3 separate regions of the Homo sapiens genome follow, and all the other regions are linked to region 2. Evidence: chromatin loops called from intact Hi-C (ENCODE). Cell type or tissue: Caco-2. All regions are shown on one strand. Links, peaks and the distances in the headings refer to the core of each region. The heading gives the core; the rest is flanking DNA.

Region 1 (10,489 bases), core at 479-5,478, 75 kb after region 2:
CAGCATCAGACGTACTCGTCATAAGTGAGAGGCGTGTGTTGACTGATTGACCCAGCGCTTTGGAAATAAATGGCAGTGCTTTGTTCACTTAAAGGGACCAAGCTAAATTTGTATTGGTTCATGTAGTGAAGTCAAACTGTTATTCAGAGATGTTTAATGCATATTTAACTTATTTAATGTATTTCATCTCATGTTTTCTTATTGTCACAAGAGTACAGTTAATGCTGCGTGCTGCTGAACTCTGTTGGGTGAACTGGTATTGCTGCTGGAGGGCTGTGGGCTCCTCTGTCTCTGGAGAGTCTGGTCATGTGGAGGTGGGGTTTATTGGGATGCTGGAGAAGAGCTGCCAGGAAGTGTTTTTTCTGGGTCAGTAAATAACAACTGTCATAGGGAGGGAAATTCTCAGTAGTGACAGTCAACTCTAGGTTACCTTTTTTAATGAAGAGTAGTCAGTCTTCTAGATTGTTCTTATACCACCTCTCAACCATTACTCACACTTCCAGCGCCCAGGTCCAAGTCTGAGCCTGACCTCCCCTTGGGGACCTAGCCTGGAGTCAGGACAAATGGATCGGGCTGCAGAGGGTTAGAAGCGAGGGCACCAGCAGTTGTGGGTGGGGAGCAAGGGAAGAGAGAAACTCTTCAGCGAATCCTTCTAGTACTAGTTGAGAGTTTGACTGTGAATTAATTTTATGCCATAAAAGACCAACCCAGTTCTGTTTGACTATGTAGCATCTTGAAAAGAAAAATTATAATAAAGCCCCAAAATTAAGAATTCTTTTGTCATTTTGTCACATTTGCTCTATGGGGGGAATTATTATTTTATCATTTTTATTATTTTGCCATTGGAAGGTTAACTTTAAAATGAGCCCTATCACTGAGAAATACGTGTTTCATGATTTAACTCTGTGTGTGTGTGTGTGTGTGTGTGTGTGTGTGTGTGTATTTTTTTTTTGGTTGTCTTCAGCTGACAGTATGAAAAATGAAACTGCTGAAAAAGCTGAGCACCTGGTCACCCTTGGCCTTCCATTGCTTTGGCCTTCAGTAAAAAGCAGCCTCCCTTCTAGGTCAGGGAACCATGCCATTGAGACTAGTAACGGGCGTTCTGGGCACAGTCCCACTGTGCACAGGTTTGAGAGGACAAGTTCATCAGAAGGAAGGCAGTCCTTAGAAGTCACATACGTTGAGCCACGTTGCTCCTAAGCCTGGCTCTGTCAAGCTGGGTCAGGGGCCTTGAAACTGGAGAAGTGGAAGTCTATGGTTGGTCTGAGTAAGTAACTTCCTGTCTTCATGAAAAAAGTTGACTTTGAATCCCAGGTACTCACAGAAATGGTGAACAGACTTAGTTGTTACCCAGGCACCCATGGATTGTGTTGAGTGTGCAGACAGGGAGGCCACCCCAATAGGAATTCGTCTCCAGGATTTTTCCCATGTGTCCCCCAGTACTTATAAAAGGGAGTGAAAAGACCGAGCTGTAAGGCATGTGCCTTCTGCCACCTGACTTTCCGTGAGGGGACTAAAATTTACTAATTGTAGTTGCTGCAGCCAGTTAAGTCCTGTAGCTTCCAGGCCCTCATGTCTTTGATAGGAGAGTGCTTAGGTGGTCCCCAACAGTGCCTAGGGGTACAGTACAGTCCCATTACACTAGAGCAGGGCTCTATTTATTTTTAAAGGATATGGCCGTGTGTTTTGATAAAACTTTATTCACAAAAACAGCCGGGTCATGGGATTTGGCTTGTGAGTCTGTAACAGTTCTTAAAAAGAATATCTGAGAAACTACTCTGTTTTAGACCTTTGAAGGTGATTTAGAGTTTTGTGTACATCTAGGAGAAGGTGTTCAGCTTCTCAGAGGATGTGGACATTTTGGTTGCAGCTAAAAATCAGTCTCTGAAGTCTCTCTCCCTTCTAGAGGTTAGGACTTGGTGAACATGTTTGTGGGCCTTTTGACTGAGTGGCAGAAGGAAACTGCTCAGGAAGAGAAACAGGTGACTGATGGGAAGGTTGATTATTTTCTCAGTCATCCTGGCAGCCAAAAATGTGCCAGGAAAAGAAAGAATGTGGAGCACGCGTGGCTCCTGGAGGACTTGGAGATGCATGCACATTTAGGGTGTTTTCCCTAGAATTACATAATGAAAAAAAGAATAAGGCAAAGAGGAGGTGAATATGGGGCCTGTCACAACGGCCTGCCCTGCCCCAAGAGGGTTAAGAGTCAGATAATCGGGACGAAACTGGCATGGAAAGAGCGAGCCTAGGGAGGATGCCGCTGGGCAGTGTGCATGGGGGAGCTGCTGCCAGGCTGCCCTCCAGTCTGCTCCTGTGGTTACTGGCTCCACAGCACCTCAGAGAGGGCGGCCCTGGCTTCAGAAATGCCAGCCATAGTGCTCACAAATGCAGAAGAGATGGAAGCGGTGACAGAATCCTGAAAGTTTTTATTGATTGAAGTTTTAAATTGGTAACTTAAGCTTCCTTGGCACGATACAAAATACCTCTTAAAGACAGCAGGCTTTTTTATTTGTAGGTGTGAGGAACTGGCTTTAACTTTTTTCTCCTCCTAGTTTGCATGTTTTCCTTCTCTCGTCTTCTGAACTGCTGGCACCAGCAGTAATACATACTGATAAAATCAAAATTGATTTTTACCAGTGGCCAGTTTATGGCTAGAGAGACGACTTATACCTCCATAACACAGAAGGGGGAAAAATGAAGAACCTCCAGTGATCCGTGAAAACCTAAACGCTTTCAAACAAATCCCAGGAACAGAATTGCTATCGAAAGATATCATTGCCCAGTTTGCAGGCTATGTTGAGTCAGATAGAACTGAATGTAGTGAGAGCTCAGAGCTACAGAGCCTTTCAGATGAATTTGAAAACAGACTCTGTGTGTGTGTGCATGTGTGCATGTGTGCATGTGTGGCATATGTGCCGTATGTCAGTAGCTTGACAGTTTTCAAATCGTGCCTATATTTTTTTGCATACACAAATTTTTGTGTTTGCAAACTCAGAATCCATGCCAAAATACAATGTTATATGTCATTTTCAGCTCCTTCTCTAAAGGAATGGCCCATTTCTCATTGTAGTTTGAGAAATACATGTATGAAGAGATAGGGGTCTTGGGCTTCCCAGTGTCACTTTGAACACCTGAATAACATTTAACTCCTGAGACCTTCTCGGTGTAGAGGCCACTGCTTCCCCCTGCTGGAGATGGCATTTCATTGAAGGGCCTCTCGTGGCTTTCCCTGCCCCCGGCTGTCTGGCCTGAAGAAGGAGAAAGAACCAAACTGAACTATGAAAAGTTACCACTCTGAGGAGACCTCTCTTAATTAACACTTGGGGCCATGTTTGCTGTTGTTGAGAAGGAGTGTTCTCAAAGATGAGCTGGAATGGAATTGTATTTAGAAAGGCCCCTGCAAAGTATATAGATGGATGACTCTAGTTCATGACATACAAATCCCATAAGGCCAACGACCACTCTTCTGGAACACCAAGAGCAGCTCTGAGATCATGCTGGCCCTACGCGAATTGAGTTTCTGTGGCCTAATTGGATTTGGAGAACGCCTTCCCTGGCCCCTTTTCCTCAGACAGATCTGCTCTGATAGGAACCTTTTCAAGAAAGTTACTGTTGTTTCAATGCCACTCCTTACCTGTATAGAACATTTCCAATACATTCGCTCATTGAACTTAATCCTTGCAACTGTGACTGGGGGGTAGATGGCTCTGTTTGCATACGAAGAAATAAAGGCTCCAGGAGGTTAAATCGGGCAACTTTTTAGAACTAAATCAGTCTCTGTAAGGCCTACATTGCTAAGATACCATTTCAGCTCTGAAAATCTGCTTCAGGGAAGTGAGTGGATGAGGCCTTCCTGCCTCAGCTACTCTGCCCGTCTGTACATCTTTTGTGTCTGCCTCCGTACCTTATTCAGTTATTTTCACACTAAAGTAAGTAGAATTAAGACTGTAGTTCAGATGCTTTTTCTTTTTCTGTTGGAAACTGAACACACTACAGACAGTGAAAAAAGGTACATATTCCATTTTCTCATTGCCTGAAGATCTCTGCTGATGCTCCTGGAGAATGACTTTGGGGGCTTTAGAAAGAATATTGCCAGTCCGTCTCGGCAAGGAGATGATGGGAGCGCTTTATATGGAGGCTTTACATGACTTGTAAATTAAATGTGAATGAGGGCAGTTGATTAAAATTGGTATTACAGAAGGGCCCTGCTGAGGTTTGAAAACAGCTGAGCTGCTGATGTCTCAGGCCTTTCCCTGAATTAGCACTGCGGTTCTCCAGGATATCAGCAAAGAGGGCAAGTAATAGAAGCCCCTGATAAGGAGCGTCAGCCGACAGGCAAGCTTGGGAGGCTGTGGGAATGGGTCTGCCCCCAGCTTCACAGACCTCTTCCTCCAGCCTCTGAATCCCATTAGCCACAGCCTAGAACATTAGCTGAGCTGCACAAGCTCACCCACCCCTGTGCCAGGGGGCCCTGACCTCCCTCCATGCCATGTTTTTGGCTGTATCTACGGCACTTAACAATAGGGGCTTTTTATTTTCATTACAGAGATATTTTGAAAAATTTAAAAGACATGAACTCACATAAACAGTTATGGATGATAGTTAAAAGAGAAACGGGTGGAGGTGGATGAGAGGTTGTCTTCATGAATATAATTACTTGAGATTTTTTTTTCTTAATGGAATTAGTTTATTAGAAAATGTCTGTGTTAAATCCGTAGAAAAGGAAGAAAAGTGTAGCAACAAAAATGTAGCCATTATCTAACTTGCCATAAATATTTGCAGTTATGATACCTTGGAATGTTGCCACGATATGGATTGCTTTGATTAAAAGATGTCAGTTGAATAAAACAGTACTGTGGGAGAATCGCTTTCTGCTGCTAGATAAATGCTGATGTTTATTTTTAAACCAGGAAACATTGATCCTGTAACAATGCCCGATTACAATTGCTTTATTACACCCCAGGGCTGATGGAGATGTAATCACTTGGCTAATGGATGTGGGTGCAGGACAGATGCTCGCTTGCTGGCCTGCTTTCCTGCTTGCATTCTGATGAGCTGCAGGAGTGCGCCTGGCCTTCTGCAGGTGGAGCTGCTGTCAGAGCTTCGTTTCACTGATACCCAAAGCCATGTCTGACTGAAATAAAACAGGTTCCCTTTTTTTTTCCCTTTGGAAAATGCCAACTAAGGGAGACTAATCAGATATCTTAACACAATTTCATCCAGGCTTAGTGCTAACAAGATTGCGGGGCTTTTTAGGGTTTAAGAAGATGAGAAATGAGTGTGCACGTTTCACACGTTGACTTGCCGGTTTTTCCATGTCATACAAAAAAGTCCTGGCTGTTTCTCCGAACTGGCTGCCTGCATTCCCGTCTTTCTTTTGTTTTTAAGAAATAGACTGAATTCAGCTGTTAATCCTCTAGTACAGTATCCATGTTAAAATGTTTTTCCATTGCATCTTTTATGTGAATTCAAAGGTCAGAATTTATTGTCTGTGATATTGAGACCATGTGTACAAGAACTACTTTTTGCTTTTCATCATTCACTCCTTAGCAAACGTTTCGTAAGTACCCTCTGTCTGTTTGCTACTATATGAGGTGCTGCGAAATTAGTGGGCGTGGCTTTTTATATTTTTCATTCGTGTGTAGCCTAAGTAAGGTGACTCAAGATGATACACCGAGAGAAAAATGCAAAATATATTTGGTTCTCATTTCTGTTGCTGTCGTTTCCTTTTTAAAGACGATTTATCAACTGCTGCCATTTGGAACTTCCTATAAGAAACTAAAAATGATCTATTTCAGTGTTCCTTTCGCCTTTCCTCTGCTTTCTGAATAAATGGTTTCAGTAACCCATGCTGTTCTCTCCCTATTCTACGTCTTTCTCCCTATGTTGAAAAAAGATTCCCACAGTTTCTGATGTGTGTGTTTATAGTCTTCAATGTATGTTAACATGTTAGGAACTGAGTATCTTAAGAGATGTCTTAGAATGCTTTAGTTTTCATAATTTGTCCTTTATGTATTTTTCATTGTATTTGCTGTTTTGACATGGAAGTAATTTAAAAAGTTGGTGCAGGAAAGGACTCTTTACTGTTGCACATTTTGGTTTTCTGATATGTAATAAATTCATGGCTTGGCAGCTGACATGATGTTTCCCAGAGAGAAGGAGATGTATTTCTGCAGGGTCCAGACCAAAAGAGCCATTTACAGCATGTTCTCCCATGTTCCATTATCAGCCTGATGAAACCTGCCCTGCCAAGGCATAAACTTTTGTACTAGCTGTCTCCATATTATGTTCAATAAATTCTGTGCTCTGAATATATTTAAAGGATGCTTCAGTGTAAAATTATTTTGAATGGATGGCTTAATTCCATTGAGATAGGCTTTGGAGTGTGGACTAGAGCCCGTTGCTCGACTCTCACTGCTTTGTAGGAACATGAAATTGGTTTAAATTAAAATCAGAGACCTTTTGCACCAGAAAACAGATCTAAGAGATCACTTAGGTCAACGTCTTCATTTTACTGATGAGGAAACTTTTGCCCAGAGAGCTTAAGCACAGGGACCAGCTTGCATGTCAGTGTTTTCCTATTGGGGGAAGTGTGTGTCATCAGTGATTTACAAAGGTACCCACCTGTGTAAATTGCTTCCAGCTTTGAAAGGTGGGTGGATTCTGTCTTTTAAGTAGTGGTTGACAGTTCTCCATCTTACAGTGTTACCTTGTTAAAACGTTAATGAAAACAATTTTAACTTCTTTTGGAAAAGTAAGGTGGGCAAATGGTAAGACTTCACACAAGACCAAGGGGTACACAGTATACAAAATCAGGTTTCCTCCATTCCCAAACCTTTCTTTCTCCAGAGATATCCTGAACTTTCCATGTGTTGACTCTTTCTGGAGATCTTCTATGCACATATATGTCTGTGTATATACAGCCTTGTGTTTTCCTTTTGTTTTGAGACAGGGTCTCACTCTGTCATCCAGGCTGGAGTGCAGTGGTGTGATCACAGCTCACTGCAGCCTCCACCTCCCAGCCTCAAGCAATCCTCCCACCCCGGCCTCCTGAGTATCTGGGACCATAGGCATGCACAAGCATGCCTGGCTATCTTTTTTATTTTTTTGTAGATATGAGGTCTCTCTGTGTTGCCCAGGCTGGTCTCGAACTCCTGGGCTCAAGCCATCCTCCTGTCTCAGCCTTCTAGAGTGCTGGGATTACAGGCGTGAGCCACTGCACCCAACCATGTGTTTTCTAATACACATGCAACAGCACACACTAACTGCTCTGTTGTGCATGTTCCTTTTTGGACTTTGAAGTTTATCTTGGAGATATTTCATGCCAGCCCACATCATTCTTTATGGCTGCATAATTTTCCTCTGTATGTGCCCTTAATTTACTTAACCAGCCCTCTATGGAGGTACGTTTAAGCAGTTTCTAGTCTCACTGCTAAAGACAACGCTACAACAAACACTCCTACAAATGAGCAGGAATATCACAGAATCAATTTGTAGAGGAGCAGTGGTTGGCTCAAAGGGTGCCTGCATTTTAAATTGTGTTAGATGGCTTCCACATTGCCATCCAAAGAGGAGGTACCAATTCATAGTCCTCGCAGGGTCTGCTGCTTTACGCTTTGCCAGCACCTTGCGCCATCTAACTTTTTGATCTTTCCTCACCTGTAAAATGCACGTGGTGTCTTACTTTGAGTTTGTGGTTCTTTGCATGAGGTTGAGCAGTTGTTTATGTATGTAAAGGCCATTTGAAAACACGATGAAAACCCAGAGTGAAGTAAGGTCAAAGGGAGCAAAGGTTTATCACACAAAGGGCTGATGGCAGAGCAGCAGAAATGAAGAGGCTAAGGGCACACAGTCATGAATGTGGAAATTGGAGTCTACCTTGTTTTACTAACAGGAAAAGGACTTGCAGCAAAGTGTATCGAAGTGGATTGGGCAGAGGGAAATAAACAACCGTTCATGGCAACTGCTAGAGCTCTGATTCTTGACCTGTACTGGCCACCTCACTTGCTCTCATCTGGCTGCATTCATGTCATTCTTGCATCTCTGGGGTCCTTTTAACCATGGCCTTCCCAGAGGGTGCAGGGGAGGCAAATGTCAGCATCCCAGACCAAGGAGAGCTTCTGTAAGAGAGACTGAAAAATGGTGATGGTCATTAAAGAGTTAAAACCCGAAGCGTTAAAACCCCAACTGTGAAGGAGTTTTCTAAACAGCAACACAAGGAGCTATTTTGAAGAAGTGACCACACTGATTTGCCATTATCTCTGGTTAGTGCATTAGAAGACAAAACCTGCTACCTGATAATTTGCCAAGGAGTAATGGGAGTGACATGCCCCATTAGAAACTGAAAATACTCTTCAGAAATTGCACTTAAGAGTCTAGAGTTTTCTTTTTTTCCAAGTAGAACTTTGGCCTCTGTTTTCTTAGCAATGTTTGACTGCTAAAATCACTTCAAAGAAGAAAATAGTACAAATTTGAAGAAACACAAAATTAGTGTTACGGACTTTCTGAAAAATGTTACCTTTATGCCACTTCAAAAAATGTTAAAGAAATGTATAGGGAAGACAAGAAGCTTTTTAAGTCAAACCAAGACCCGCTGTATATTTTAACCCCACCCTGCAGTCACATTGTTGGTCCTAAAAGTGCCTCCACACTAAAGAAAATACTCTCCATTAGTAAAGAGAAAACTACCCTAGAATATTCATCCAGCTTATGTGTGAGGAAGGGCTGGCAGTCCACGGCTAGGGCCCTGGCATGGTCCCCACTTTTCCTCCTGTTTCCCAGAAGCTCAGACTCCCAAATGCTCTGTTCTCCCATGAGTGGGCCCGGCTGCTCTGCTCAGCCCTCTGTGCTCCACCACTCTCGCATCCCAGAGCATTCGAAACCTCTCTTAACACGGTCTGCCCTTTACTGGATTGAAAGCAATTTGAGGGGAAGTTCAAGGTTTTTTTGTTGTTGGGTTTGGTTTTGTGGTGTTTTCAGTTTTTTTTTTTTTTTTTAATACCAAAGTATTTTGTGTGCATAATATAAAAAGCCAAACAGCTATAACAGGCTCATAGTGAAAAGCAGCAGGCTCATATCGCCCTGGGCTACCTCTTCCCAGAGGTTGCCAGTTTAGCACATTGAACTGTTTCTTCTGATATTAACATCTACATTTCCTAATAATGTGGTTATATTACTTTTTCTTGATTTTTCACTTCTATATATTATCTATTGATTTCCTCCTAAGGGAGATAGGGATTTAGCTCTAATAATCTTTCTCCCAACCACATCCCAAGCATAGATTTCTTTCTCTCTCCCTCTCAGTCATGTTATAATTTTTGGCTACATCAGTATACTTTTGCATGATTAAGACTACTGAGATATTGTTTACACCTCTACCTTAAATGTGCTATGCTTATATTTCCCTTTTATGTGTAATCCTTTGTTTTCCCGGAGTCACTACGTCTTAGTGTCTTGTTTGCTCAGTTTCCTATGTATCTATCACAAATTCAGCCCAGACCCTGATAGAAGTGTGAATCTCAGCACAATCACAACACCTCAGGCAATCTGATTTTTCTGGTTTTCTTAGGTCACTCCTGGAGCTCTCTGTTCTCCTGCTCCTCTCTGGACTGACTGCTATCTGAGCCTACTGCACAGCTCTCATTCCAGGGCCTTCACTCACTCTCATCTTTGGAACTCCTTTTGCTCTCTTCTGGATTGGACCCCTTCTTTTCTGGATTTCTAGCTTCCTCTCTCTTACTATCCCATTTTGGGGGTGCACATCCTTTAGCAAGTCTCTGAGCAAGGAGTATGTGGGACATAATTTTTTTGAGAACTTTACATGTTTGAAAATGTCCCATTCTGCTCTTCCACTTGATTGATAGTTGCACAGGGTATAAAACACAAGGTTTAAATCATTCTGAGGATTTTGGAAGCATTGTTCCACTGATTCCAGCTTCTAGTGTTTCCTTTAAGAAATCAAGTGCCATTCTAATTCCCAATTCTTTTTTATTTCTGGGAATATTCTTCAACTTTAATTTCCAACCTTCTTTTGATTTTTTTCTGCTAACATATTTATAGTTTTCAAGACATCTTTCTTTTCCAGTTATTCTTTGTTACAGCAACCTGCTCCAAGATGTATGTATATTTTTTTTCACTGAGGATATTATAGCTCTTTGTTGCTTTGTTCTTTTTTGTTGTCGTTCTGTATTTTTGTATGTTGTTCTGCTTGAGACCAGAAGTGTTTTGTAATTCAGATTTTTTTGGATTTTGGGATATTTACATTATACTTCCCAGTTAAACATTCCTAATTTGAAAATCCAAAATTCAAAATGCTTCAGTGAGCATTTCCTTTGACCATTGTGTCACCACTCAAAAAAGGTTGTGGATTTTGGAGCATTTTGGATCTTGAATTTTCATACTGGGGATACTTAACCTGTATCTAAATTTTTAGCATGATACTCTGCCCTGGGCTGTCCCTAAGTCCAAAGATTTTCGGGTTAAACTTTTG
Region 2 (10,489 bases), core at 2,174-7,173:
ATGTTTTTAAGTATAAAACCTACAAAAAATGTCATGAATCTTGGGTACAGCTCAATTAAATTTCACGAAGGTTACCCACATAACCAACCCTCAGATCACAAAGTGGGACATCTGCCACACCTCAGGTGCCCCACCTTGTGCTCCTTCTCTAACATCACTGATGAGTTTTGTCTGGTTTCAACTTTATATACATACCATGTGGTTCCATATGGGTCTGGCTTCTTTCATCCAACATGGTATGTCGTATTCTCATTCATTCTCACTGCTATGTAGGATTCCACTATGTGAATAAACCACCATTTATTTATCTAGTCTATATTGATAGGCATTGGATTATTTCCAGATTTTTGCCATTATGAATGGACCACAGTGAACCTTACATACATCTCTGGTGTAAAGGCTTGTACAGGTTTCTCTTGGGCATGTGCCCGGGAGTGGAATTACTGGGTCATGAGAAATACACACACACACACACACACACATTCTCAATGTCTGTATTTGTTTTTGCTTTTGTAGATAGTTTTCTAAAATGGTGTATTTAGCTGGGCATGGTGGCTCATGCCTGTAATCCCAACACTTTGGGAGGCCGAGGTGGGTAGATCACTTGAGGTCAGGAGTTTGAGACCAGCGTGGCCAACATGGCAAAACCCCGACTCTACTAAAAATATAAAAATTAGCTAAGCATGGTGCCAGGTTCCTGTAATCCCAGGTACTTGGGAGGCTGAGGCAGGAGAAACACTTGAACCCGGGAGGCGGAGGTTGCAGTGAGCCGAGATCACACCGTTGCACTCCAGTCTGGGCAACAAGAGCAAAAGTCCATCTCTAAAACTAAAGTGGAATATCAATATAGCTCCCCCCAGCAGTGTGCAAGAATTCTAGTTGCACAGCATCCTTGCTAACACTTGATATTATTATTTTCTGCTTTTAAAGTCTGGAGATCTGCAGTCCAAGCTGTTAACAGAACTTACCTCTGAGAAGAGAGGCTTGGCCCACAGAACTGTCACCTGGTTTTCACTTTCTCCTGTATATGTACTTCTGTACTTTTAAAATTTTTACCCTGAGTATGTGTGGAATTTTTTTTTTTTGAGACGGAGTCTTGCTCTGTCGCCCAGGCTGGAGTGGCACAATCGTGGCTCACTGCAAGCTCCGCCTCCCGGGTTCACGCCATTCTCCTGCCTCAGCCTCCCAAGTAGCTGGGACTACAGGCGCCTGCCACCATGCCTGGCTAATTTTTTGTATTTTTAGTAGAGACAGTGTTTCACTGTATTATAAAGTTTCACTGTGTTAGCCAGGATGGTCTCGATCTCCTGACCTTGTGATCCGCCCACCTTGACCTCCCAAAGTGCTGGGATTACAGGTATGAGGCACCGCGCCTGGCTGGATTTTTTCTTATTAGAAAAAAAAAAATCAGGAACTCTCACACTCTAATCCTGTCTTCAAATCCTTAGTGAAAATTGGCTCAATACATACACTGAAGTTGAATTTGTCTTATTTTTCTCCTTTTAAACACACACACACACCCTATTCAATTTGGTCAGTAAAAACCTTAGAGCCAGATTTGGGGCAAGTGTGCAAAACTTTATAGCACCGCTTCATTTCATTCTGAAATTTAATACATATCTTTTCAAGCTGCCCTAAATCCTCTTGGACAATAGGGGATAGAGGGAGCATAAATAATACCCGTTAAGAAGGAGAATATGCAGGTGCCTCTCACTTGGGGAAAAAAGAGGAGAATATTAGTCTACACCCTGTCAAGATAGTACTATGGCAGAAGCCAGTCCCATTTGTTGTTGCCAAGAAAAAGGGAATCACAGCCGGGCACAGTGGCTCACGCCTGTAATCCCAGCACTTTGGGAGGCCGAGGCAGGTGGATCACCTGAGGTCAGGAGTTCGAGACCAGCCTGGCCAACATGGTGAAACCCCGTCTCTACTAAAAATACAAAAAAAATTAGCCTGGCATGGTGGCAGGCACCTGTAATCCCAGCTACTTGGGAGGCTGAGGCAGACGAATCGCTTGAACCCAGGAGGTGGAGGTTGCAGTGAGCCGAGATCGCACCATTGCACTCCAGCCTGGGGACAAGAGCGAGACTTCATCTCAAAAAAAAAAAAGAAAAAAGAAAAAGGGAATCACTACACCAAAAAGGAAGACACAAATTAGCACACACCCAAAACAAACAGGGATGTTTTAAATGCTTACACAAAACAGCCTTGCTTTATTTTTCCACAAGCATCTAGCTGCTTGCCTTGGAGCGTATAAGAACTAAATTATGGACCTAGATTTCTAAGTAACTTCAAAGTTTACTGCAGATTTTTTTTTCCATTAGAATTTAAGAAGCAGATTTCCATTGAGATGGTAAACTATAAAACACAGAGCCTTTTAAATCTGTCAGTTGTTTGGCTTATAATAATACTGGCCAAAAACATGATTCTCCACTAAAAATGTCAGTGTTGGTTGGGAAGCCAAGCATCATCAGCCTTCTAAAATTTACCCACCAGGAGTATTACTGCTTTTCATTATAACACCAGTGGAGCTTGTAAGAGAGAAGAAGGGAAAAAAGAAAGCTTTCACCTAGCACCTGGTCAAAATGAATCACTTTGTTAATTATGATCTTAATCAGACCTCTATTTGCTTATTTTTTAAATTTTAAACACAACTTTTCAGCATCTTCCAAGAAACAATTTAAAAATCCAGAGACCACATTTTGAGAAATGTGCTTGAAGATAACAGAACCTCAGATACTGCTGTTAGAGGGGTGGGAACAGACCAAGGGGGTCAGACTTCTGTTTATTAATATTCAGCCCAGAATGAAACTTCAGGCCTCTTTTAAATAAAATATATGGAAAATATAAGGGGAAAGCTACAAGGTTCCACTCCGTTAGAAAAAGGGCATTTTTAAGAAGAAAATTGTGGGGTTGTGAATGTAAATTAGAGGCTAATGTACAGCGTTAGGGCGTGGAATATGCTCCAGTGGTATACTATCATCAACATTAAAATTGCCATCAGCCGCTCAAGTGATAAGGTCAAGTCATATCTAGTTTGCATATAAACGAGAATACACAACAGTTAAAACACACACACACAAACAAACATGACAACAGACTGGGCTGGGTGACGTGGAAGCTCTCTGCCAGCTGGGCAGTTTGCGACCTGAGTCAGTCCTTAATATCCAGGCCCTCGAATCATGAACTATCCCACCAAGAATGTTTTGCATGCTTAAATGTATTTTTATATTTCCTATTTCCAAGATGATAAACCCCTTATTAGAGAATTGAGATCCCTGTGGGTTTCTTTCCCTGTTCTTAAATTACTTCTAAAGGTAATAGGAGAGGGCAATGTTGGTGGCCAAGTGGCAGTCTTTTTTTTTTTTTTTTTTTTTTTTGAGACGGAGTCTCGCTCTGTCATCCAGGCTCGAGTGCAGTGGCGCGATCTCGGCTCACTGCAAGCTCCGCCTCCCAGGTTCTCACCATTCTCCTGCCTCAGCCTCCCAAGTAGCTGGGACTACGGGCGCCCACCACCACGCCCGGCTAATTTTTTTGTATTTTTAGTAGAGTCGGGGTTTCACCATGTTAGCCAAGATGGTCTCGATCTCCTGACCTCGTGATCCACCCGCCTCAGCCTCCCAAAGCGCTGGGATTACGGATGTGAGCCACCACACCCAGCCTCAAGTGGCAGTTTTTATAAGCCACCTGTGAACCACCTTGTGGGTGCTGAAAGGACAGCAAGTTTTGAAGCCTCTTACAGTACATGTATGCAGATGATTATTGTGTATATCAAAGTCTCCCCCCAAAAAAACAGCCACCTGATGGAAGGAAGAACCCAGCCAACGTGGAAAAGAAAAAAAAAGAAAACTTTACAAGCTCTTCAGCATTCGCTGGAGTGGAGGGATGTGCAAGTTTAAGTTTAAATCCAGAAATTGTGAAGAGAACATTTCAAGAAGTGGAATAAAATTGGACTTACTTGGGATGGTCTCTAGAATGTATGACGGTGGGGTTATTTATTAAAAGGGGCTTCAAGGCCAGATGGAAGACATTCCTCGGTCTTTTGCTGAGTCAGTGAATGTACTTAAACTTTGCCTACCCTCTTCTGTGAGTTGGTGTGTGATTTTACATTGCTAAAGGATAACGTTGCAAACTTTATGAGGCTACTGTGAATAGCTAATGAGGGCAAGCAGTCGGGCTATATAAATCAATATTATTAATTGCACCAATAATAAACATACAAATTCCATTATTAGCCTTAGCATACAACTGCTTGTTACAAAACCATGTACATTTTAGTGCCTGCTTTTTTTTGCCATGGGTCCATTAGGGAATTCTTTATTGTTTTTATATTAAAGCCTAAAAAATATAAAAGCTTGTCTTTATTTTTCATAATGCCGTCATTTCAAAATAGTACACCCACGCATGCATGCATGTACACATATAAACACGAAACGAAGAAAAGAAAAATGACTTAAGTTGCAAAGTAAAATGAGAAAAAGACAAAAGGTTCCTTGTAGCCCCAGCTGCAGGAGAATAATAGGTTCAAAGGGGTTTTACCGAGAGAAATGATGCTCAGAGCAGGGAGCAGAGAGGCTGGGAAGGAACGCAAGGACAGCTGAGGAGGCAGGCGGGGCGCCCTGGAGACGTTGCAGAGAGCACAGCAGCTGCTGAGGCCAGGCAAAGGTTGCATTCCTGCCCTCCCAGGTACCTGCTTTCAAAGGCTGAGCCATCCTCATTTATTATTTGTTTTGTCAAACATTAAAACATTCCTGCCACTGCAAAGTCCTACGTCTTAGACTCCCAGGAATAAATAAATGAAAATCCAGGACACGGTTTCAGGACTCCTACCACGTGCCATGCACTATCACAAGACAAATAAATCAGGACCCCAGTAGGGAATTAATTAATCTTCCAAGAAATGAAGAAATGGGGAGATGGTTCTTTGGGTGATACCTTTCCCACAGGAAGAAATAACAGAAGGTATTTATGACATTTTTCTTTTCCTAGTTGCTGCAAATTAAGAATCACAGGCTTTTACTTAAAAACATGTAAATATTGGAGGAGAGGGGATGTCTTCACAGAGTTCAAAATGATGGTGAAGAACCGGTTTTCAGCCAGGCATGGTGGCTCACGCCTGTAATACCAGCATTTTGGGAGGCCGAGGTGGGCGGGTCACTTGAGGTCAGGAGTTTAAGACCAGCCTGGCCAACATGGTGAAACACCGTCTCTACTAAAACTACAAAAATTAGCCTGGTATGGTGGCACACACCTGTAATCCCACCTACTCGGGAGGCTGAGGCGGTAGGATCGCTTGAACCCAGGAGGCGGAGGCTGCAGTGAGCCAAGATTGTGCCGCTGCACTCCAGCCTGAGTGACAGTGAGACTCCATCTCAAAAAAATAAAATAAAAAATAAAGAACCGGTTTTCAGTGCCCCAATTCCTAGATGTAATTGGGGTATTTGGTACAAGAGGGGTTTACCAACCCCAACTACATGATGAACTTACTTCCTTCACCAAGTACCCAAAGACAGACAAACCCAGCTGCAACAACAGCCTCAGAGAACACAAGAGCTCCCAGGCTCACACATCACACGACCCCCAGATTCTGACATAAGACATAGATTTAGGGACCTCGTTGAAATCCCTGGTGATGTGAGACCCCACGAGTGTGCCATCCTTGTGATAAGAGCTAACATCACTGCAGCAAGAACTTTACTTGCATCCGTTCACTGAGTCCTCCCCAGATCCAAGAGGCAGGAACTTCCATTATCCCCACCGTACAGATGAGGAAGTGGCCGAGGCTCAGACAGCGAGGAAGAGATAATCAGCCAGAAGCTGGCCTGGCCCTCGCAGCTGGCCTTGGTATACTCTCTCCTGTCGAAGAGACACTGACATCAACACAAGGCCACAATTTCACAAGACAATTTCGGCAATGTCACAGGACACTGACCTCACACAAGGCCACTCTGACCATGATGGGTCAAAACATAAACAAGACTTCTCCGTCACTCTAGTCCTTGTGGATGCAATCACAGTATGACCCCAAGTCTTGTTCCCGACAGCACCTAACCAAGAGCAAAGCTCACTTCCTGGACCCCTGCCCTGAAATCACCAATATTATCCCCAATCCCCGAGTCTCTTCTGACCCCTCTTAGGGAACTGCTTCACACTCCCAAAGCGCCCAGGCGGCACTTTGAACTTATTCCCCCACACATGTGTCCTGGGGGTCTTTGTCTGCAAGGCATTGCCAGCAGCCTAAGGCCACACATCTGCTGAGTCACAGCGCTGCGAAGGGCAGGTTGGGACCCAGGCCATCGGTCTACAGAGCCCATGATTTCCCTACTGCCTGATCTGCACAGGGAGCGGTCATAGCAAAGACACATTCCTTTCTCAGCACAAAATGGCAGGGCCTGCTGCGAGCATTTGGATTTCAGGAGAGCGCTGCAGGTACTTTACCTATTGCAGTTACTCTTGTTTGGGGTTTTCCCCTAGATACAAAAGCAAAGTTGTGACAGTCACTTGATAATCTATGGCTCTAAGCATTCCTGGGAGTGGGGAGCAGAAAAATGAAAATGGAGAAACTGAAACTTACAATGCCATGCCACGGTCTCCCCTGCCCTCCCACATTATACCCCTCTCTCTCTCTCTCCCTCCCTCCCTCTATCTCTGTCTCTCCCCCATCTCTCTCTCCCTCCGTCTCTCTTTCCCTCTCTCTCCTCCCTCTCTCTTCCCCCCTCTCTGCTCCATCTCCCTCCCTTCCTCCATCTCTCTCTCTCCCCCCTTACCCCTCCCTTTTCCTCCCTCTCTCTCTCTCTCTTCCTCTTCTCTCTCTCTCTTCCTCCCTCTTTCGTCCGCTCTCCTCCCTCCCCAAATATATATATATATATATATCTCCCTCTCCCCAGCTCTCCCTCCCTCTCTCCCCCTCCCTCTCTTTCTCTCCTCCTTTTTCTCCTCTTTCCTCTCTTTCTCTCCCTCCCTCTGTGTCTCTCTTTCCTTCTCTCTCTGCCATCTCCTTCTCCATCTCTGTCTCTCCCTCCTCCTCCCCCTCCCCCATCCCTCTCTCTCTTTCCCTCCCTCTCTGTCTCTCTCTCTTTCTCTCTCTCCCATTTCCTTCTCCATCTCTGCCTCTCCCTCCCCCTACCCCTCCCTAGCTCTGGCATTCAGGGATTCGTATTTCCTTTCTGATGCTGGCAACCAGAGGCTGCTGCGCAGTTTCTCTTCTCAGACACCCTGCGGTGGCTGACTAGTCAGAAGGACAGTGGAAGAGGGGATTCGAAGCTGCATTTGCAGAGTAAGCACAGTTTCTAATCAGATCAATGAAAATAACAAAGTTTTCCAATGATGCTCTCACTCACTGGTTGCATAATCCTTTGTTAATGTTTATGTATTATTGTCATTTCTTTGGGGTGGCCTGGGGATAGGCAGACAGAAACAACAGGGAGAGGTCTAAGACCCTCGTCCCCAGCCACTCCTTGGTAGGGTCACTCAAGGTTCTGTCTTACTCTGCTTTATCTCCTAGCTAGACAGGGGGAGATGGGGGTCTGCGTGTCTTTTGTCTCTGGGTCCTCGGTGTTCTGCCCCTGTGCCCCTCCACAAATGTCTGCTCAATGAATGAAGGCCGTGAGGTGGAAAATCACCAGGGCTTGGACAAAAGAGAGATTTGCAAATTTGACATACACACTAACAAAACGCATCCCCTGTCCCCTCCCAACTGCCTCAACACACTGGAAATGATCTGTGGGGACCCTGTAAAATCTCCCCACAGTGAATACCATGCTCACTCACTGCCTCATCAAACATTTATCACACGGTTCTTCTGCCTCACACTGCCATGGGGGAACAATGAGGTAAATATGCCGTTCTTACCCCTGAGAAGCGTGGAATCTAATTATCTTCTAGAGATGCTTTGGGGATCTGCTTACTAAATCAATACGAATGATTCGTAATTAGAATATCAATTATTTGTATGCAAATGTGGTCTTCTGGGTGATTGGGGACAAGTCCTAAGGAGCAAAAAAACTTCCCCCACCGTGCCCCCTCAAATTCTTAATTACATTATTTCATTCATTCATCAAACATGTATTGAGCACCTTTTATATGCCAGGCACAGAGATTGGGACCAAGAATCCATCCCCTGGTTGCTCACAGTCAGGAATGAAGAATCAAGGTGTTCGGGGCCTTGGGAGAGAGCTTGCTTCTTGCGGGCAAGGGGAGAAAGCATGAACCTTCTTCCATCCATCCTGACTGACAGCCACCTAGTTTACTGAGACCTTCAGCTGAGGAGCCAGCCCTGCCGGAGTCCTCCTGCCCAAGTCTGGAGGAGCCTCCCTCAACGTGGGCAAGGGTTAGCAATATGATTGCACCCCTTTTTGTAAAGCTATGGGGGTGCCTGGTTCTATGACTACCCCATCCCCCATCCAGGTTCTGAGCTACTGGGTCTGAGTGGGGATTTTTGTTTGTTTGTTTGTTTGTTTTTGTTTTTGTTTTTGAGACAGGGTCTCACTCTGTTGCCCAGGCTGGAGTGGAGTGGCACGATCACAGCTCACTGCAGCCTCAGCCTCCCGGGCTCAAGCAATCCTCCCACCTCAGCCTCCTGAGTAGCTGGGACCAAAGGTGCGCACCACCATACCCAGCTAATTTTCGTATTTTTTTGGTAGAGATGGGATCTCTCTATGTTCCCCAGGCTGGTCTTGAACTCCTGGACTCAAGCAGTCCTCCCACCTCAGCCTCCCAAAATGTTGGGATTACAGGCATGAGCCACCTGGTCTCTGAGTGGGTTTTTTTTTTTTAACAAATCCTGTGTGCCAGCTTGTCCTGAAACTTCAACCCTTGGTGACCCTGAATCTTCATTCATTCATTCATTCATTCATTCATTTCTTCATTTGTTCACACACTCTTCCATTTGTTGAGACTTTGTTATGCTCCAAACCCTTGCCAGGTGCTAGAGGGTAGAGTGTTCAGCAGAGATGGATCAGTCATGGAGCTGGCTCTCTAGTTGGGAGACAGATAGTAAAAAAAATTCACAAATAAGCCCATGCCCCCGACTCTCTCACCATGGCCCCCACTTCTGAGCAACGTTCCCTCATCTGCCCCATGGTCTATTTCATGCAGGTCCTCCATCTCCAGCTTCTCACTGCTCTGGGGCAAGTTACTAAACCTCTTGGTGCCTCAGTGTCCTCATTTGTACACCAAAGAACATCATAATATTACTACCTCTCTGTTGTGAGAATGTATGAGGAATACACACGCAGCTCTTAGAACAGTGCCTGGCATGGAGCACTTGACCAATGGTAGCTGCAGTTGTTGTTATTATTAGTGCATTCTCTGCAAAAAATAAAAATAAAAAATAAAAATAAAAGCCAGGTGTGGTGACACACACCATAGTCTCTTGGGAGGCTGATGTGGGAGGACTGCTTGAGCCTGGGAGCAATCAACACTGCAGTGAGCTATGATGGTACCACTGCATTCCAGCCTGGATGAGAGAGCAAGATTCTGTCTCAAAGAAAGAAAGAAAGAAAAAAAAAAACCACTAAAGATGCTACACTGCTGGATTTGAAGATGGGGGAAGTGGCCATGAGCCAAGGACTGTGTGTGACCTCTGGAAGCTGGAAAAGGCAAGGAATGGGTTTTTCCTAGAGCCTCCAGACAGAACACAGCCCTACCATCACCTTAATCTTAGCCTTATGGGACCCAGTTTCGGATATCCGACCTCCAGAACTGTAAGATCATAAATATGTGTTGTTTTCACCCACTTCGTTTGTGGTCATTTTTTACAGCAACCATAGGAAACTAAAACACATGCCAATAAGGTGCTGGACCCAGAACAGGAGAACAGCAGCTCAGTCCATGTGAGTGATTGTTATTCCCCTTGCCTTTCCCCGCGCAAGCCCCCGCAGCCCCAACCTTTGCAGCTGTTGTTCCTCAGCTGGGAGAACCCTTCCTTTTTTTTCTGTCTGGCAAGATCTTTCTTACGATTTTTTTTTTCCAAAACTGTTCTGTAACATCCTCTGAGGTTCTAAGTTTTCTCTCAGTCTCTAGAGTAAAGTTAATTGTCTCTTCATAGCTTTCTTCTCATCCATTTTCGTGTTTATCACGGATTGTGATGATTTTGTTTTTCTTTAACATCCCCCCGCCAGACAGTGAGGCTAAATGCGTCCAGTGCTGGAGGCTCACACAGTAGATGCTGAGGAAATGCAAAAAATAAATAACAAATTAAATACATAAATACTATAAGTAAATAAATAAATTCCATTAAAATCTGATTGCCAATTTTATTAAAAACCTGGATGAATGAATGCATTAAAGAAAAAAAGTGAGTGATGGGTAAGTGACTGAGGCCATGAAGGATGGGGGGACTTGGACAGCCAGAGGTGGCTGTGTTTCCAAAGGAGGAAAAGGGATGAAGAGGATGACAACAAAGTCACTCATTTCCTTAACACGGTTCAGCATTGTGTGTTCTGGTTGATCAGAGGGTCTGAGTGCCTGAGAGTTTGCCCCCTACAGA
Region 3 (10,489 bases), core at 3,749-8,748, 50 kb after region 2:
AGTTTTTCAAAACACACATTTGAATGATTTTGTTGAGTCAACATTACGTATTTGTTTGTGAACACATAAGCGCACACCCTTTCCCCACCTTCACTTCCTGTTTCCTTGCAAATGCAAAGACAAGAGTAAAGGACTTGCCTAGAGGAAACACAGAAATACTGATTTACAGGTGAAAAATATGTAAATTTGAAAAGGTGTTGAAAAAGACCTAAGTTTTTGTAGCCACCTGACTAATAAACACAGAGATCACATGTCCACCATAGATGGGTAAATGAAAAAAAGCAAGTTTCAGGTTAATAGGAATAGTATTATTTCATTATTTGTTAGCCCCTATCCCTTGCACATGTGTGTATGTATTGTTTGTGTAAACATAGATGATGTGGAAAGATCTCCCATATTGTTAATATTAGTTATCTCAGGGGACAAAGGAAAGCTTATTCCTGTTTATACATCTTTTATTGTTTGGTTTAAGAAGCATGTTTTACTTTTTTAATTAAAAAATCTAATAAAGTAGGAAGTGAATAAATAATAGTAATAAAAAGTATCTTCAGGCCACTGAGCCTGTTGCAGTCTTCCCAGTAGCGTGAGTAATTAGTACCGTCTGTAATGCTTCAGGTGTGGACTGCCCAGCAGGACTCTGAACTTCTTGCTACAGCCTAAGGTGATACTAAGTTTTCTGTAGCAACACTATAATGTTGAGAGTTACTGTGTTTATAGACCATTAACACCTCAAAGTCTTTCTTCCATCTGCTCCTCTTGGCACACTGCTCTAGATAATCATTTTGGAATGAGTTTAGTCCTTTACGCTCTCCCTGTTAGATTTCATATTGTTACTGTGGAAATCAGTATTTAGCATGGGTAAGAACTGGCCTTAGATGCAAGCCATCTGGTTACAGATCCTCACTACCACTATCATGAAAACTTGGACAAGTAACTTGTCTCCCCAAGCCTCAGTTTTCTCATCTGCAAAACAGCAATAATCATAAAGTTGTGAGGTTTCAATGAGATGCCATATGTTAGAACACTTACACTAGGTACCTGGTGAAATAGTGGGAACATGGTAAATATTAGACGTTACTGCTAGTGCATTAACCTCAGCTCATCTCTTTCATCCATTGGCATGTTAATGAGATAATCGTGGATCTCAAATCTTCCCTTAACTATATTTACAGCTCTCTTTTCCACAAACCTTCTAAACTTTCCTCATGAGACCCCCAATCAGTCTCTGTCTCATTCTACAGGTCCCTTCACCGATGTTGTCACCACCAACCTAAAGCTTGGCAACCCGACAGACCGAAATGTGTGTTTTAAGGTGAAGACTACAGCACCACGTAGGTACTGTGTGAGGCCCAACAGCGGAATCATCGATGCAGGGGCCTCAATTAATGTATCTGGTAAGTCCTGAGACTGGAGGCCTAGAGGGTGGGCTCAGAAGGCCCCTGGACAGTAGGTTTTCTTAAAGTTTGTATTTGCAGTGTAGCAGAAGAAGATGATAGAATTCTCTCCACCCCACCCCCACCCCACCCCACCCCACCCCACAACCCTCCACCCCGTGATCAGAAAGCTGGGTCCCAGTCGCCTGTTTTTTTCATAATTAATGCCTCCTTGTTTCAAAGCTTACAGCCCCTTTGCACCTCAATAGTTAGAGCAAAACTGAAGTGATAACTTTAGACTTTACTTCAGAATGAGTTTTGTTTTCACTCCCTTGAAATTAAATCTGCCCTTTGGCAATAAATAAAAAAGGGCTAAACAAACTTAATTTTACTTTGTGGGAGAAAGCTAAATGGAGTTATTTTCTTATTTAAGCTAAATGATTTCTGACATTAAGCTCATACCATTTCCAGTGATTGGCCACTGCACTTTACTGATTGTGAAACGCCAAGAGAGATGAGGGCTGAGCAAATTGGAATATACTCAAGGGTGTCAGTTTGGTGCATGTCTGATGGTTTTCTCTTCTGTCTGGGAGTGCATGTATTTTCCAAAATCCACCTTTTGAAAAATACTGGTAAAGTGCCCAAATTGAGAATTGGATTTCAGAATTAAGGAGATGTCAGTGATGGGTTGGAGTTTAAATGTATTTTAGAAATGGAATAAACTTTTAGCTCATTAGAACTTCTCCATCCAAGAAGGAGCTGTGGGGGAGTGTGTATTTATCTTGTAAATATCAAGTGACTCAGTGTCACAGAGGCTTCTGCATCAATAGAAGCTACTGCTCATTTGAAATGAGTATCTCTCTGGCTTTTTCCATGATAGATTTTGATTGTGATACACTTGGCTATTCATTTGACACCTAAAAGAAAATGATTCACCTCTTTGGAAAGATATAAGGTGTTTCATTATCTGATCGTTTCTGCAAACTCTTATTCCCTGCATCTCGTCTCTCTCATTATGGTGCACCCATGCCAGCTCTCCCCCTGTGCTTCTCTTGAGTCTGCAAGACCTGATCTTCGAATCAAGTTATTATCTTGAAGTCAGGAGGGTCGAAGCCAGCATTGATTGAGGGGCTTCTATGTGCTGGACCTGCACATGTACTATCTCATGTCATTTCTCTTACCTGCCCTGTAAGGGATGCATTGTCACCTCCATTTTACTAAGAAGTAGACTGGTGGTCATAGCATCGTGAAACTAGCAAATAACAGAGCCAAGATGTGGATCATTCTGACTGGCTCTGAAGCCCATGCTCTTTGAACTGCAGCACTCTGGAGAAAGGAAGGAACTGGGATTTTGGCATTTCTGTATCCTCTGGATATGTATGGTTTAAATTTTTCTGTTGACATCAAGGGCAGCTGAAATCTTTTGTTCCCCTCTTCTATCTACTTTCCCCCCCTCGATTTCCATGCCTGTATCAAATTTGAGCAAGTTTGTCAGTAGATGAAAATTACCAATTTTTATAGGAAGAATAGGGAATGCAGCATGGTTTTCTGAATAAAAGAATCTCAGTAGGTGGTTGTACAATGTTAGTGTGTTTTCTGATATAAAATATAAATATGTATGGGTGGGTGTATGTGTATGTCTCTATCTCTCTCTTTTTTTTTTGAGACAGTCTCACTTTGTCGCCCAGGCTGGAGTGCAGTGGCGCGATCTCTGCTCACTGCAACCTCCACCTCCCAGATTCAAGCAATTCTCTTGCCTCAGCCTCCCGAGTAGCTAGGATTACAGGTGCGTGCCACCACACCTGGTAATTTTTGTATTTTTAGTAGAGACAGGGTTTCACCATGTTGGCTAGGCTGGTCTCAAACTCCTGACCTCAAGTGATCCGCCTGCCTCGGCCTCCCAAAGTGCTGGGATTACAGGCGTGAGCCACCGCGCCAGGCATCTCCGTCTCTCTTTCAGGAAGATCCATTGTTTCCCCATCATAGGAATTTTTAAAAAGTAAAAGCGAACTCTGCCTTTGTTCTGATTTATGATTGCTTACTCAAGGAAGACCAAGACTTTGTGGTTGTGGCCTTCCTTTGGCAGATAAAGTAAGGCACAGAGTGTGGCACAGTCATCAAGGGTCACTTGGATGGTCATGGCAGCACTGCTATTTGAAGCTAGTGGCTTGGCTCCTGATCCAGTGCTCTTTCTGTCATACTAAACTGCCTCAGTAGTGTTAGAGGATGACCCCACTTATGAATGAATGTAAAAAGTACCATCATTCTCAAAGTTTAATGTATTTGGGGGAAAAAGTAGTTGAATAATAAAATGTCCATGTGTCTGTAGACTTTCTTCCTAGATGAGACAAGATCATATCTGCACCTTAGAAAGAGCTCCTTTGTTATTATTTGGTATTTAGCTCAGTGCTTGGGGGGAACCAAGGTGAAACCAGATGTCATTGCATTTCTAGGACAGCCTTGCAAGTCAGCAAAGGAGGCCAGCCCCATTTGCTGCAGTTGTATGTGCTGAGGGACCACTGCATCATTTATTAGACATGCATAGCTTGGGATAAAAAGCACTGCCTTTTTCCAGGAGTCCTCTTGGTATTAATACAGCTACATGATGACATCTTGGTGAGTCACTAGAGTCCTCAGGAGGAGGAGGATACCAGTCGACAGGCAGTGCAGATTATCCAAAAGCCAGCCTCCCCTTCTCCCCAGATATGCACATGGCCAAGCTTGGTTTTACCCACTCTCTTCAAAGATTAGTGGATTTGAGGTCGGGAAACCTGAACAGGAAGACCAGTTGTGCTGTTTAACCAGTCAGCTGAATTTTGACCAACCTATTAACCTTTCTAGGTTCTTGTTTTCTCACTTGTAAGGTAGGGAGAATAGTGTCTACCTTACAGAATATATACAAATACTGCAGAATCAACAGCATGGTACAAGAGTGGTACATTTGTACGTTCGTTGTTCTTCCACTAGCTTTGACAAAAACCGGCTAGTTTTTGAAGAAGGTGGATTGCATAATACTTGAATTGACTGTTTAGAAATAAATTACCCCTATATTTTATTTATTTATGGACCTTTGCTAATTTTGAGAAGAAATTTGTGTTTTCTCTTCCTTGTGTAATATTCATTTGTTTTATAGTGAAAAGTTGCCAGTACATTTTCAGGTATAATCTTTAAAAAGGTGGCCACCACATCAGCTTAAAATACTGCTAGCATTGCCCTGCCCACCACCCAAAGTGTCACTACATACCTGAGAAGGACATGACCAGTGCATTTTTCCCATTTCTGAAAACCCTTGGAATGCACTAGCTATTCGGGAAGGCTGTAAATCATTATTTTAAAGAGAGGAGGGAGGGAGGGGGAAGGAAAGAAAGAGAGGAGGGAAGCAGGAAGGTGGGAAGAGAGGGAGGGTTGATGGTAATGATGTCTGCCCATGGAGCTGGCACCTGTGCTGGCCAGAGGGATCAAGGTTTTGAAGGCACACAGGTTCAGATTGTGACATGGAAAGCCAGATGTCTTTCAGAGAAACCCTGTGAAGCTCTTTTTACCTTTTCACATTACCCTGATATTCAAGGGACCTTACATTGTGCTTCAAAAGTTCAGGCTCTGACCTATCATGCTATTTTCTTCAGAACACGGCAGATCACTTATTGGGTCCTTAAAAAAACTCCCTTTTATAAACTTAGGTGGTAAAGTAACAGTTGGACACAGGCATAACCTAAACTTTTTGTGTCAGTGGATTATAATATGTGGGCTTTCCCAAAGAGTTGCTTTAGGCCCTGGCCCCTTGGACCTGTGATTTGAATCCTTTTCTTTGTCCTTTACATGGGTGCTCGTCTCATCTCATTTTTATTGTAGCCCCTTCTGAGGTTTGTGCTTTTTGGATGAGGTCACATGGTAGATAGGGGGTGCAGGGGGCTTTCTGTTTGCATTCACTGGCCCAGAATACTGTGGTTTTGGCCCGTTGCTCCATGATACATACTATCAACTAGAGATGGTTTTGAATTATTTAATCTGGACCTCAGCAAAATAGGTACACTTAAATAGAGATTGAAGAAAGGGAGGTTGGAATTTTTTCCTCCTGAGATTTCAAATGTAAGGAATAAAGAACTTTTTGAATTAACGAATTGTTTTGAGGCAGTGGGGATCTTCCCATTTGTTCTAGCTTTACAAAATTAAATCTATTTTCTGAACTGTACGGTGGGAAAATATTTTTAAGGTACATAATTTCTGAAAATGTCTTTGTGGTAAGCTGTTAGTGGTTGTGGATTTTTTTTTTTTTTTAGTGCTTCAGTTAATAATGAGGGAGTTTTCCATTAATATTCCAAACCATGTTTGCCAGCGGATACAGCAGGTGAAGTGGTAAAATTATGGGCCCATCAAAAATACTTATGCTTCCTGTAATATGATATTAAGTTTAATATTTTTATAACCTTCACTGAATTCTAATTTCACTAAAGTAGCAAGCATGCGTCCATTTGCAGTTCAGTTATGCACATTGGTTGCCTGTGTCCCAAGCAAATTAGAAATGCAAAATATCTGTGTGTGGAGGGGGGCATTGGAAAGAGTCATTAAAGATACCGATATTTAGTTACAGATACACTTTACTAAGTGTACCTTGGGAATTGAAAATGGATTAAAGACAAACACAAAACTCCCAGTGTCTGAATCTGTATTTTAAATTAGAATTCAAAGGATTAAGGAGCAGTATTCATTCCTGACATACAGCCCTTTTCAGCACTCTTTTCAATCACATTTAAAGCATAAAGTTTTTCCAGTAAAATCCTCAGGACAGCCAGGTGCAGTGGCTTATGCCTGTAATCCCAGCACTTTGGGAGGCCGAGGCAGGCGGATCACCTGAGGTTGGGAATTCGAGACCATCCTGACCAACATGGAGAAACCCCGTCTCTACTAAACATACAAAATTAGCCGGGCATGCTGGCACATGCCTGTAATCCCAGCTACTCATGAAGGCTGAGGCAGGAGAATCACTTGAGCCTGGGAGGCGGAGGTTGCAGTGAGCCAAGATCGCGCCATTGCACTCCAGCCTGGGCAACAAGAGAGAAACTCCATCTCACAAAAAAAAAAAAAAAAAAAAAAAAAAAAAAAAAAAGAAAAGAAAAATCCTCAGAGCATGAACATCAGCAGCTCTTCTTGGATGAAAACATTGATCAGTTAATTTAAATGGATAGTATTGTGATTAATAATCCTTTTAAGATTTCCCTGACTCAGTTTAATGTAGCTGTTTGGTGGCCCTGGAGCAGTCAACCAGGAGTGCACCTTTCAGGTGCACTAGGGTATAAACGCACAGAGCCCTTAGACAAAGAAGCCAAACATTTATCCATCAAGCACTGATAGTGGGAGCTGCATTTGGGGAGTTTGAGCTTCTTAACAGCAACATTCTTCTTTGTTTGATTGTTTGCTTTGGAAGTCTCTGATAAGCGAAACTTTTTTATAAGTGGTTTCCATGAACCAGGCTTATTACTCTCAGATAAGAACAACTCACATTCATACTTTAAAAGATGTCTTTAATCTTTTTCAGCAGATGAGAGATTCTGCTTAAACAAAAAGTAGAAAAAAGAAAATTACCAACAAAAATTCAGCTTAATTACGCTTTTAAGGGTTTTTACAAGTTTACTGTAATACTTAGGTTTTTAAGGAAGAATTGTTACTTTTTTTGTGACTATGACACAGTTTATTCTTTACATTTTTAAATATCAAGATCAAGAGGACTTACACATTTTGTCTACCTCAGTTAGCTGAAGGTAACTTCAACTCTGTACAGCATAACTGAGAAGCAAAAAATAAGCAAAGTTTTAAGAAGCCAAAAGTGATTTTCTTTTCACTCATTATGGGTCCTTGCATACTTACACACTTGAGGGCTCTCCAGTCTTGAATCTTGTCTTGTTTATTCTTACCTTAGACTTACTGTTAACCCTGTCCTGGTTGCCAGCTCATCACAGATGAGAATAAAGGGAAAGGGGTACAGAGGTGGCCACGTTGAAAGCGGCCCATGTGACAGTGCATAGCAGACAGTGGACGGGCTGGGCAAGAACACCACCGAGAGCAAGTGCAGGGAGCATTCAGAAATAACAGTGGGGAGCTGGAATTCCTTAAGCCTCGGGGAATTGTTCTCCATGTTTTAGGTGATCAGCCCCAAGAGACACAGCTTGCAGGTTTCATTAAGATGGTATATAATGGGGGTTCATGTCACAACATAAGAGTAATCAGAAAAGGGGTATGTTGTATTCCATTATAAATGTTAGAGGAGATTGAAAAGTATGTTGGATTTTTGAAAAAGATTTACATTTTAAAAGATATTTATAAAAAAGAGTGAATAAGCCTTGTTATTTGGCCAGTGCCTGTATATAGCAGTCCTCATCTTCCATTGATACTGGAGAAAGGAGACCTCACTGTCAGCACATTTGTACTAGTCTCAGCACAAACAAATTAATCAGACTGTGAGGAGTTTGTTTTCTAAGACAGAATACACGAACTGGAAAATCCTGTAGAGAACACAAAGACACTTCAGTGTTAACTGATTTATAAATAAATGCAATTCATTATTTATTTGCTAGACTCAGAGTTCCATCCATGGGCCCCTGAATAGGCAGAGGTCCACCAAGGTGGTCATGATCTCAACGTGTTCTGGACCCTAAAGGATATAATAAATTTGCTCACAGTCTAACTAAAATGTCCAGCTTCTTTGCTTTAGGCTAGAATTATATCACCTTGTTTAGGTAATGCTGGTTATCTCCAGCTTATCAGGAGCTCTGCTTGGCATTTATGTATCTGTGTCTTTGATTAGTCTCAAAAAAGTGGATCAGTGACTTCATTCCGACCCTGTAAGCACCATATGGTAGAGGACAGTCTTTCTCTATGCAGGCTTTGTGAGAGGACGGGGAGTGCGAGACTGAGGGCACTGCCATGAGAAACTGGAAGCCCTGTCTTGCCCTCTTGGAAGGGAGGGAGTGACTCTGGGAAGTGGGACAGAAGAAAAGCCAGCTGGTGGGGGTAAAGAAGGGTTTCCTCTTTGGGCTTCTCCAAGGATATTTCTAGGGAGAGCATGATTCAGGAACGCTTTGAATGTTGGAAGAGAAGAAGGTGCAAACCTGTTAGCTAACGCAAAAAATGCAAATTAGCACCCAGAATGTGAGCTATTAAAACATTAAGTTCTGGTCTCAGTCTCATTGGGGAGAAAAAGCAAACATGTCAGAAGGAGCTTAGGAGTCTTGGAGTTGACAGTCTCCCAATAAAGTAAGGTGCCCACAGTAGGAACTGTGGTATGAAATGGTGTTTCAGCAGGAACTGCAGTGTTAGGAGGTATAGTACAGCACAGATTTTCCAGGTGTGTACCCTGGGCCAGCAGCAGCAGCAGCCCACTTGGGGACCTGTTAGAAATTGGAGTGCTCATTCTCACTGCAGCCCTGCTAACACAAAAATTCCGGAGGTGGGGTCCAGCAGTCTGTGTTGTAGCAAACATTCGTGGTGACTCTGATACTCACTGAAGTTTGAGAACTTTTCCCTCCAGAATTCTTATTTAAATTTTATTATATTTATATATTTATTTATTTTTGACAAAGTCTCTCTCTGTCACCCAGGCTGGAGTGCAGTGGTGCCATTTTAGCTCACTGCAACCTCCACCTCCTGGGTTCAAATGATTCTTGTGCCTCAGCTTCCCCAGTAGCTGGGATTACAGGTGTGTGCCACCATGCCCAGCTAAATTTTTTGTATTTTTAGTTAGGGATGGGATTTCACAATGTTGGCCAGGCTGGCCTCAAACTCCTGGCCTCAAGTGATCTGCCTACCTCGGCCTCCCAAAGTGCTGGGATTACAGGTGTGAGCCACTGCACCTGGCCTTGTTTGTTTAGTTATTTATGGAGTTGGGGTCTTGCTGTGCTGTCTAGCCTGGAGTGCATGCCGCTCTCATAGCTCACTGTAGCCTCAAATTTCTGGGCTCAAGCAGTCTTCTTGCCTCAGCCTCCCAAGTAGCTGGGACTACAGACATGCACCACCATGCCTGGCTATTCCTTACAGAGTTCTGTTAGTGGATTCAGTCCTGGAAGATGGGGTATATTGACATGTGAGTAGGGTAAGGGAGAATCAAGAGAAACGTGTCAGGCAGGGCCGACATGATAAGGGAGACTTTGATGATGATAGGAGAGCATCACTGGGTGTAAGGACATAGGGGCATGATGTGTGGCCTGAGTGATGCGCACACCTGTTGGAGCAGAAGGGAGGCCTGCCAATAAGAGACCAAGAAATCCAAGAAGGGCCAGATTGTGAAAAGCTGAACTGATTGCCTTTTACTTAGGAAATAGTTACTCTTATAGGAGGTTTTTGATCTGAGGAATTACCATGATACAAGTAGGGTATTAAGGTACGATTAAATTTGTGGAGTTTGTAGGGGCTAGGCAGGGTGATTTGGATGGGAAAGAAACTAGAAGAAACTTGGAAAAATCTAGAAGGATCTGTGGGCCTCAGCTGAGATTGTGGGCACGTAAAATGTGGAGAGAGAGATTTCGAAGATAAGATTGTGAGATTAAAAAAAAGTGAAGCATGTGCTGTAGTACTTGTTAGACTTTATTTGCTCTGTTACCGTTATAATGCAGACGAAAGTGATCTGTGATCTGTTACCATTATGATGCAGGCGAAAGTGATCTGTGATCTTTTACCATTATGATGCAGGCGAAAGTGACCTGTGATCTGTTACCATTATGATGCAGACGAAAGTGATCCGTGATCTGTTACCGTTATGATGCAGGCGAAAGTGATCTGTGATCTGTTACCATTATGATGCAGGTCCATGATCTGTTACCATTATGATGCAGACGAAAGTGATCTGTGATCTGTTACCATTATGATGCAGGCGAAAGTGATCCGTGATCTGTTACAATTATGATGCAGGCGAAAGTGATCCGTGATCTGTTACCATTATGATGCAGGCGAAAGTGATCTGTGATCTGTGATCTGTTACCATTATGATGCAGGCGAAAGTGATCCGTGATCTGTTACCATTATGATGCAGGTGAAGGTGGTCCGTGATCTGTTACCATTATGATGCAGGTCCATGATCTGTTACCATTATGATGCAGACGAAAGTGATTCGTGATCTGTTACCA

Evidence for each region. A loop is a pair of places that touch in the nucleus more often than their neighbours do. Peaks named below come from ENCODE experiments on the same cell type or tissue, not always from the same donor. Only the 100,000 strongest peaks of a DNase experiment are listed, where the experiment ranks them.
Region 1: a loop joins it to region 2, with 9 times the contacts of the local background. A loop is called at or near these places in 5 of 110 quality-filtered maps.
Region 3: a loop joins it to region 2, with 6 times the contacts of the local background. A loop is called at or near these places in 2 of 110 quality-filtered maps.

The regions. Positions count from the first base shown.
Region 1 is chr20:58,444,781-58,455,269 of GRCh38, forward strand. It overlaps VAPB (VAMP associated protein B and C), which reads left to right. Exons shown (of 6, transcript NM_004738.5): 6 at 1-6,321. Among named protein-coding and RNA genes, the nearest start is that of VAPB, 61 kb to the left of the region's middle. RefSeq lists an enhancer at 1,697-2,198. In Caco-2, for the core only: a CTCF peak has its summit at 3,190 (motif pointing left); a DNase peak (open chromatin) is centred at 3,191.
Region 2 is chr20:58,368,391-58,378,879 of GRCh38, forward strand. No RefSeq gene overlaps it. Among named protein-coding and RNA genes, the nearest start is that of VAPB, 16 kb to the right of the region's middle. RefSeq lists an enhancer at 4,468-4,969. In Caco-2, for the core only: no CTCF peak of the experiment used is centred there; DNase peaks (open chromatin) are centred at 3,678, 4,641, 5,152 and 6,260.
Region 3 is chr20:58,416,970-58,427,458 of GRCh38, forward strand. It overlaps VAPB (VAMP associated protein B and C), which reads left to right. Exons shown (of 6, transcript NM_004738.5): 2 at 1,242-1,394. Among named protein-coding and RNA genes, the nearest start is that of VAPB, 33 kb to the left of the region's middle. In Caco-2, for the core only: no CTCF peak of the experiment used is centred there; DNase peaks (open chromatin) are centred at 4,622, 6,317 and 6,712.